Linked DNA regions of Mus musculus: region 1 is linked to region 2. Evidence: chromatin loops called from intact Hi-C (ENCODE). Cell type or tissue: left cerebral cortex. All regions are shown on one strand. Links, peaks and the distances in the headings refer to the core of each region. The heading gives the core; the rest is flanking DNA. Region 1 overlaps Gramd4 (GRAM domain containing 4). Region 2 holds the start of Gm46529 (a long non-coding RNA gene).

Region 1 (4,387 bases), core at 93-4,092, 410 kb before region 2:
AGCTCAATGGAGCCAAGGCCAACACTGCAACCCCAAGGCACTGCCTGGTCCAGACTCCCCCTCACACACCCAGGGCCAGCTACTTTTCCGGTCTGTCTTCTGGGATCCCCAGGACTACCTCCTGCTCCTAGCTTCCCTCACACCAGGGGGCGCAGTAGAGCAATCAGCACCCACTCCCCATCCCATTTCATACCCAAGCCTTCAGTCTCATAGACAGTTTTGTGCTCGACCCAAATGGCACTAGTGGCCACGAAGACTCTGGTATGGTATAGACCTGAGAGTTACCCAGCTGATCTACCAACCAACATCTACACACTCAGCTAAGAACAAAGGATTCCTCAGACTCAGCACAGAGCATTTTAGGTTTATTAAATAAAAATTATAATTTATACAAGACTTTGTATCTAAACAAGGTTTTCTTTTTTTAAAAAAAAAAGTGACAGAGGATTTTTTTTCCTATCAGTTCTTTATAGAATATGATCCTTTTGTAGAACAAAAGTTACACCAGCAACAATTATGTACAGATCCAAAACAGACTCAAGCTTCACACATACAAAATTGAACATTCTAGGTCAGTGATTAGTGAGCAATTAAACACCTGCCCAGATCACACAATCCAGTACAAACCCCAGTGTCTCTGTAAGGATGCCTAGAAGCTACATAGGCCCCTGGCCCAGCCCTGACCCCCTAAGCTCTACTCAAAGATCTGCCGGTGGCTAATGGTAGAACTTGGGGCCACCTCCCTGACCTACTGCCCTGACCCATGGTCAGTCTTCATCTCTCTTTCCCAAAGAAAGAGACTCAAACTAAACCACGTATTCCACCCTGAAAGCCTTCCCTGCTTAAGGCCTCTCTGTAGCACACCGGGGTGGCAACACTCACAACCCAGGCACCGCCAGGGTCCATGAAGTGTTAGCCACCATGTGTGGCTATCACCCATGAAGCCATCCTCACGGACAGGTCAGAGGCCATGTTGCCTTCCCTCTGGCACGTTGGGGTGCTCCTTCTCTGATTCCGTGCTCTTCATAGCACAAGCATATTCCAGGGGCCCAAGCCACGGCCCTGGGTCGAGGGTCCCGCCTCCCCATCCAGACTCCTCCGTCTATGTACCTGGAGCTGTGTGGCCTCTGCTACGCATCTGGAGTGGTATGTGTGCTTGATCTGGTTGCCTGGCAAGCCCTTCCCACCCCCAGTGTGTGGCCTGAAGTCCCCTGGGAATGAGGTGTCATGAGCCCAAGCCACCGGGCCTCACACCTACGCCGGCAAACGAGCGTTGGAGCAAAGGTAAAAATTACATTTGAAAAATGGTACAAAAATAAGAAAGACAGCTTGCTCTCTGTAAAAAATATAATCTTCTGTTTCTTCAAAAAAGCAATCTCAGTGACATCTGAAGGACTCGGGACAAGCTGAAGGAGACAAGAGTGGTCCACCTGGGAGATTCACAGGTGGCGTCGTGGTTGCCCCCCCCAGAGGCCCAGGCCTGCAAGATCGCCCACCTGTGAAGTCTCCACCTTTGTCGGGGCAGGGAGCATGGGTGGGATGGGATGTGCCTTACCCCTGCAGAGCGTGCAGTAAGAGACAATAAATACTGTTAGATGTTAGAGGACAAGGCAACTCTGGCCCCTAACCTCTAGGCTCTGCCCACAGCTGTCTGCTGTGGCACAGGGTCCTCCCATAACTCCAGAGTGACTGCAGCCTGGAGGCCAAACGCCAGCCAGATGACCATGGAGTCTCTCACTTAACAGCAGGGTGGAGAATGCTCGCCCCGAAACCTTCCAAAGAGCCAAGTGTTAAAAAGGTGTGCTTTTGCCGACACTACGCCAGTCTGGGCCCTCACAGGACACCAACCACTGGCCTGACCTCTTAGCTGGAGTGTCAGGCCAAGACGAGCCAGATGAGTGATAACTCATGCCCAGACACTGATGGAGGGGCAGGTACCCCCAAAACACCAAGCCCTAAGAGGCCCTACCCACAGCCTCGGAGTGCCCACAGCAGGTCCAACGTGGAAGGAGGGTCTGAGGGCTGGGTGAGATGACTGGCCATTTCTTCACTGGAGAGGGGCCTCCCCACCATTCTCTCCATCTTACCACCCCTGCAGGAAGGGGCCACAACCATTCCCAGCTATGGCTTTGGTGGAAAAAGCCTCTGAAGAACAGGGGTCATAAGACCAAGGAGCCTCTCAGGATGGCAGGGGCTGGGTCTGCACCCAGGCCGGGAAGGAGAGTGAGGGGCTGTGCTTAGCAGGGCCTGAGGACCAGTGTCTTGTGTGCCATCCTTCAGACTGGTTAAGAGGATCCTCTGCCCACCTGTGTCCACAGGTGGTCATGAAGGTGCTTCATGCGCTTGGCACGGGCCAGCCCGGCACCGTTCCATGTGAGTTCCAGCCCTTCTGGTCTGCAGAGCCTAGGCCAATATAACCAGCCACAGTCCAGGAGAATTATTGCCGAAGACTGCGAGGATGTCCGCTCCTCCAGCCAGCGGTTGGAAAGGATTCCAGCAACACCCCAGAGTCAATACTAGCTGTCACCGCCAGAGGCCGCTGCAGACGTGATTTTCACATACTGGCTGAAAATGGTCTCAAAGGCTTCATCTCTGTGCACCATGGCACCGAACACCAGGGGCTGGTGGAGAAGAAATGGATTGTGGGGGGGATGTGCGCTTCATAGCCAGGCTGGGGGGGCTACTATGGCCCCTATCAGACAAGGGCAGCAGCTTGGCAGGGTGTAGACAGCCTGGCAGATGGCCAGATACTCTTTTCACCCAGAGGACTCTAGCCCGAGGACCCAGCCTTTTCTTCTTGAATGGCTGCAGGATCCGTTCCCTCTGGGCCTCCTGTAACTGTATGGCGCCCACCCAAGCTAAGCTTTCTGGACCTTGTGTCCATGGAGTAGGGTCCTGTGTTGAGGGGGAAGAGAGCTTCCCCTCAAGCTGAAACCACATCCCAGGGAGGCTCACTCCGGTCCCCTGGCCAGGGGCAGGGATAGGGGTGGGGGTGGGGGCTGTCACCTGCTGGGTACTTACTTTCTGGGTTGATGGTGTAGAAACAGCAATTCCCATGCCTGAGCCAGGGAGGACAGACAAGACTTTATACTGAAATGAAAGAGTACAACCATTGCCACCGGGCCACCAGCTTCTCCTAAGGACAGGGGTGATGCTAGTCCCCACTCGTCCAGGACGCTCTCCTCCTACAGGATACACTCCTACAGGTCAGGTACAAGGACACCAAACCTGCAGAGGCAGGCCTAGGACATCCTAGCAACAGGAGGTAAAAGGCTGTGTCTTTTGATTTTTGTGGTGCCCTCCCCGCAATTCCCGGTGTGACTGATAGTCTGTGTAAGGCATGTGTCAGCATGGCTGGTCCCTAAGGATAGGCTAGGACGATCTTGGCCCTGGCCTGACTGTGTGCTTTCTGGTTACCTGACTGTTACCTCGGGGAGTAAGTAGATAGCCATGGCCTGAGCCAAGGCAAGAGAGGGACCCTGTCTTGTACTAGGACCATTCTTGACTACTGCCAGCTTGGACCCAGGCTACTTCGTTGGGGAAGCATTCCTCTGAACCTTCAGTTTTCCTCTGCTCCACTCCCCAACCCCTCCAGACATTGTGTACTCTACAAACCAACCCGTGGGGAAACCGCTAAGCCTCACTCCACGTGTACAAGTGCCTGTGGCAGAACCCTAACGTTTCTTGGGGCGGGGGCGGGGGAGGAGGGGGAGATCGTCTCGGACCCAGGTGGAAGGTCTGAGTCTCTTTTCACAGCAAGGGCTGGGATGTAGCTCAGCTGATAGCTTGCTTGATTAACACGTACGAAGCCCTGGGTTTGATTCCCGGCAGTGTACACAAAAACAAACGAACAACAACAATAACAACAACAGCAACAAAAAATCCAAGACAAGCAAACAAACAAAAAACTGACTTCAGGGTTAGCCTGGACTACATGAGATCCGAGAAGCAGGGTGGGGGTGGTGGGGGTGTGAGTCCAACATGTCAGGCAGACGTCGCTCTTGCTCCTTTCTGCATGTATCATACTGACTGGGCCAGATGGTGACTCCCAGGGACATGGGAGAAGGGAGACTGCACTGTGGCCCAAGGTACTTAACTATCTCAGAAGATCACACCTCCCCCAGCCCTGGGCTCATCCCCGCAAACCTCCCCATCTCTGTGATCTACTGACTCCCCAGGCTGTGAGCGAGGCGGGTCGGGCAGGCACACACCTTCTGGATGTCTGTGATGTCCATCAGTTTGATCACCTTGTTCCTCTTTGATGACCCAGACTTGGAGCTCTCGAAGCACAGGTAACTAGAGGGGGAGGAAATGCAGAGGTGTGGGGTGGCCGCTGGGCCAGAGGGGCTCCTGCTAAGTAGGGTCCTCCCCGACAGCCTCCACAGCC
Region 2 (4,387 bases), core at 236-4,235:
GCTGGCTGATCAAGAACGCCCCTGCCAGTGCCCCTGCCAGTTTGGGATTCTGCGTAGTATCTGGAGGTGTGACTGTGACAGGTCCCAGAGGGAGAGTGCCAAGGAGGCGTGCCCTGACTGGGGGAAAGGAGGCAACCACATGACCTTCCAGACAGAACCTTGTAGAGAATTATGTTCAGTGTCTCATGCTCTGTGCTTTCCCCAGGCCTAGAATTAGCCCAGAGCCCACGGCCCTGGGGAATTGACTTGTTTCAGTGAATCCAGCAAGGCCAGACCTGGCCAGCTGAAGGTCACCACCCAAGCCCATCCTGGGGCAGGGACAATCTCTTTGTGCTCCTACCCTGTGCATGGCTGGTCACCCCAGTTCCTCCCGGCCACTGTCCCATGCTCTTGCTTTGATCTGAACAGCGGCAGATCCTGCTGGGAGCAGGAAGGGAGAAGGGCGAGGGGAGCTTGCTCTGGCACATTGACAAAGAGCAAGATTCAAAGCCTGACTCCCGTGCATGCTGGGCTTCTCAGTCCGGGATGGGGGATGCTCAGTCCCCAGGCTGAGAGACATGAAGGCCAGAGCTGCACCTCTTTGCCTGGTCACCCCTGCCTTCTTTGGGAGGAAGCCCAACACGTTGGCCAGCTAGGACAGACCTCTTCAAGGTCCCCAAGAACCCTCTAAACTGGGTGAGCCCCATGGGGGTTTTCTCAGAGTCTGGAAGAGCTCCAGGCTCCAGGAGGGAGGCCCATCTGCCTGGGCTAGGCTCTCTCTCCTTTAATCCACTTGTTCTAAAGCTGAAAGCTAACTCTAGGGTGACTTTGGCTTGTGGCTTTACCTCCTTGGGACTTGTTTTATTTCTGGCCCCGTAGAGGGGCTTCAGGAAGGCAGAGGTGATGGGTAAGCATGGAGAGTTTCCCTCCACCCTGTGACCCTTTCTGCTCATGCCCCACCTGACTGATGCCATAGGCTGTCAGGCTCTCACATAGCCCCTTCCCTCTCCATACCCCTGTGCTGTGGCAGCCTGCAGTCCTGAGCAGAGTCCTGTGACCCAGCCTTGTCTCACCTCTCTCCAGGCACTGGACTTGAGTTGCTCACTTTTGGACTTCTCCCTGCTCACTTTTCCTTCTGCAGGGCATCTCGGGTGCTCACTTTTGCTTTTCCTTTAATGGCTCACATCTCGGGCATTAACTCCTCCAAGAAGGCCTCCTTGATCTCCCCTCCCAATGTTGATGTACTGTGGTGTCTGCGTCTTAGCTGTCTTTCTCACTGGACTAGGAACTCCTTGGGAATTAGAATTTCATCTGAGATTAATGATTAAAAACAAATAAAATGAACCAGTCGGTGGTGGCACACTCCTTTAATCCCAGCACTCCAGAGGCAGAGGCAGATGGATTTCTTTTGAGTTTGACTCCCCCCCTGGTCTACAGAGCTAGTTCCAGGACAGCCAGGGCTATGCAGAGAAACACTGCCTCAATAACAATAATTGCTATTATTATTATTATTATTATTATTATTATTATTATTATTATTATTATTATTATTATTATTACATTGTGATGCCCATGGATGCTAGAATAGGTAGGTGAAAATTTAATCCAATATTTACGGTCTCAAAGTATCTGCTCTCAAGGACCAAGGACACATAGTAACAAATTGTAGCAAAACAGAGACTACAAAAGGAAACAGCAACTTTGAAGAGCATCCAGCTGACTCCACACTTCTCCAGGGGATTCTGGCTTGGGGCACACGGATAAGAACACAAATTCCTGTGGCCCTCCTGCTAGGGAGGAGGGAGCTTGGATCTTATCATGGCAGACATCCTATCAAATCAGTGGGTTGTGTTCCTCAAGGTCACCGGTGGCTGGGAATAACCACACATGTGAGCAGATAAAAAAGAAAAGTATGTGTGTACATGTATGTGTGAGCATGTATTCCTGCCTTTATGTGAACATCCGGGCTTGTCTGTGAGCGCCTGTCTAAGTGGACACATCTGTGCATGCTTGTGTTTGAACATGTGCACACACTTACGCTTTTTATTTGCTCGCTCATCATTGGGAGCACTGGAGTCAGCTGGGAGCGGCAGCTGTCCAGAGCTTAGACCAGTGACCCACTGTCTCCTCATATCCAGGAAGGCCTCAAGACCTTGAACTCTACAAAGCCAAGGTCAGCAGGGGCAGCAGCTTTGGACTATGTAGACAGCAGCTTTGATGGCGGCCTTCCCTGGTGCCTATTTGCCAATTTCTCCCGCTCCACAGCAAGCCATGTCTTCCTATTGAAGGTCACCCCAAAAGGCAGCTGAGAGATCCCTGTAGTTGCCTTCTCTCCCAGCTGGTGCCCCAGTAAATGGTAGGGGCACAGCCTGCCCTAGACCTTCTATTTAAGGCTCCACAGAAATTTGAAAAGCTGTCCATTTCTCCAGCCTTTGCTTCATGAAGGGAACAAAGATAGAATTGTAACAGCTTACAGGAAAGGGCCACAAAGAATTTATTTCTTCCTTTCCTGATTTGAACCTGTGGGGGCTGCCTGGGAATTCAGACATAGCTTCTAAAAGTGGGGCAGGCAGTATACAGAGCACTCTGGGGTGTCTAGTTTGCCCTACATTGTTCACACTTGGCCCTGGAGCAATCTTAACCTCTCCCTTCCCCACATCAGGATCTCCAGCCCTCCTACTCTGGGATCCATACTGGTGCTCCTGGCATCTGCAATCCTCTACTGTCACTCTCCCTCTCTTCTTCTGTGTCCTTCCATCCTTAAGAACAAGCTCCCTTCGGCTGTATCCCACTGAGGCTGACACCCGGAAGTGCTTACCTCTGCTGTCCAAACCACTCCAGCGCCCTTGTTACCTCTTCTGTGAGGGGGCAAGAGGGTGCTGCACCCACGGGACAGGCCACTGAGCTTTGCATGTAGATCTCCGAAGTAGCTACCTAGCAAGGCTCTGTGCCCCATCTTTTCAGCCCCTGGATGGTGCCCCCCTCTGCTGAGGGACATAGAGTCCTGTGCCCCAGATGTAGCTTATGCTACCGGTTCCAGTGTTTGGGAGGAGAATTATTGTTCATACTCGCAGAGAGATTTCATCTCTCCAGCAGCCATGGTCTTAGATTCTAGAAGACTCTACCTCTTGATTTAAAAAGAGAGGACTGGCTTCAGTAAGGGCTGGCACCAAGACAACCGGGAGCCAGGTTTGGCCCCTGGGTTGAGGGACTGAGGGGCAAAAGGACTCCATATCTGGCATACTTATAGTCATGGACCCTGAAGTCCCTTAAGTGCTCTCCAGGTGGCAGTGATGGGGACAGAGAAGAACTGTGGAGCAGGGACACATCTGGGGCACAGGACTCTATGCCCCTCAGCAGAGGGGGGCACCATCCAGGGGCTGAAAAGATGGGGCACAGAGCCAAGGACTTCAGGTCCAGGGCAGAGTATGAAGCTAGGCAAGGGCCCATGGAGGAGATTTAACCACAGGGGCCATTCTGTAGATGTTCACAGGATTCACAAAGCCAGAGGCAGGGGCAGGGGGAGGAAGGGAGAGACAGAGACAGAGACAGAGAGAGACAGAAAGGAGAGAGAAAGGGAGAGTGAGAGGAAGAGAGAAAGAGAAAGGGAGAGAGAGAATTGAAAGGATGTGGCCAGGAGGTCTTGGGTTTTAGACAGTTGAGATAAAGGTTGTAGGGGAGGGGTTCAGAGTCCTGAGGTTGATAGACAGGTGGTCCTACATCTCAGGCAGGGATCACGTCTAGCAAAAGTGATGCCAGGAGGGTAATGCCTGGCTCAAACCAGATGAGAACTGGAATAGAGAGAACTCAGCCCTATGTTCAGGACTGGTAAGAACAAACACCTTTAATCTCCATGCTGGTTCTAAGGCATGGTACAATAATCTCTGTTCTGAAGATGAAAATCTGAGACTCAGAGGCCAATGAGTTAGGATAGGGACTGGACTCTCCCTGTGTCCTGGCTAAGATGGAGCAGAGACAGCAGAGGGGTAGACAGGGAACAGGTAAACAGGGAGACAGAGAAGTCCTGGTTAGGCAAAAGTCTTGGCCTTGAGCCTTAAAGTAACCTCTAGGATTTTCACCCTGAACAGAGGGTGAGAACAGAGATCTGGGGTGAAGAGACTTGCAGGGTCCAACTATGGGAAAAGGTACAGGGGCAGAAGCCAAGCTGGTGCTCACAGAGGCCCCAGGGACCCTCTTTGGCATTAGGGCTCATGTGACCTGGACTCATGTGACCATACTGCCTATGGGGCAGGGAGCCTGAACTGATTGCTAAGTGAGAATCATGCCTTCCCAATGACCAAGCAATTGGACAATTGGCTAGCTCCCCGCAGCTGCCCTGTAAGACCAGCTGCAATACAAAGAGCAAAGACAGGAGGTGGCTCGAAACATGCTGGCCACTTGTCCCTTG

Evidence for each region. Hi-C counts contacts between places; a loop is a spot of excess contacts. Peaks named below come from ENCODE experiments on the same cell type or tissue, not always from the same donor. Only the 100,000 strongest peaks of a DNase experiment are listed, where the experiment ranks them.
Region 1: a loop joins it to region 2, with 2.8 times the contacts of the local background. A loop is called at or near these places in 9 of 42 quality-filtered maps.

What each region holds. Positions count from the first base shown.
Region 1 is chr15:86,133,584-86,137,970 of GRCm38, reverse strand. Gramd4 (GRAM domain containing 4) reads right to left here. Exons shown (of 19, transcript NM_001379572.1): 17 at 4,212-4,296; 18 at 3,022-3,090; 19 at 345-2,621. The coding sequence ends at 2,517. Among named protein-coding and RNA genes, the nearest start is that of Gm15722, 44 kb to the right of the region's middle. In left cerebral cortex, for the core only: CTCF peaks have their summits at 147 (motif pointing right) and 2,522; DNase peaks (open chromatin) are centred at 132 and 2,533.
Region 2 is chr15:85,720,696-85,725,082 of GRCm38, reverse strand. It overlaps Gm46529 (a long non-coding RNA gene), which reads right to left and starts at 1,233. Exons shown (of 3, transcript XR_001781735.2): 1 at 1,053-1,233. In left cerebral cortex, for the core only: no CTCF peak of the experiment used is centred there; a DNase peak (open chromatin) is centred at 2,539.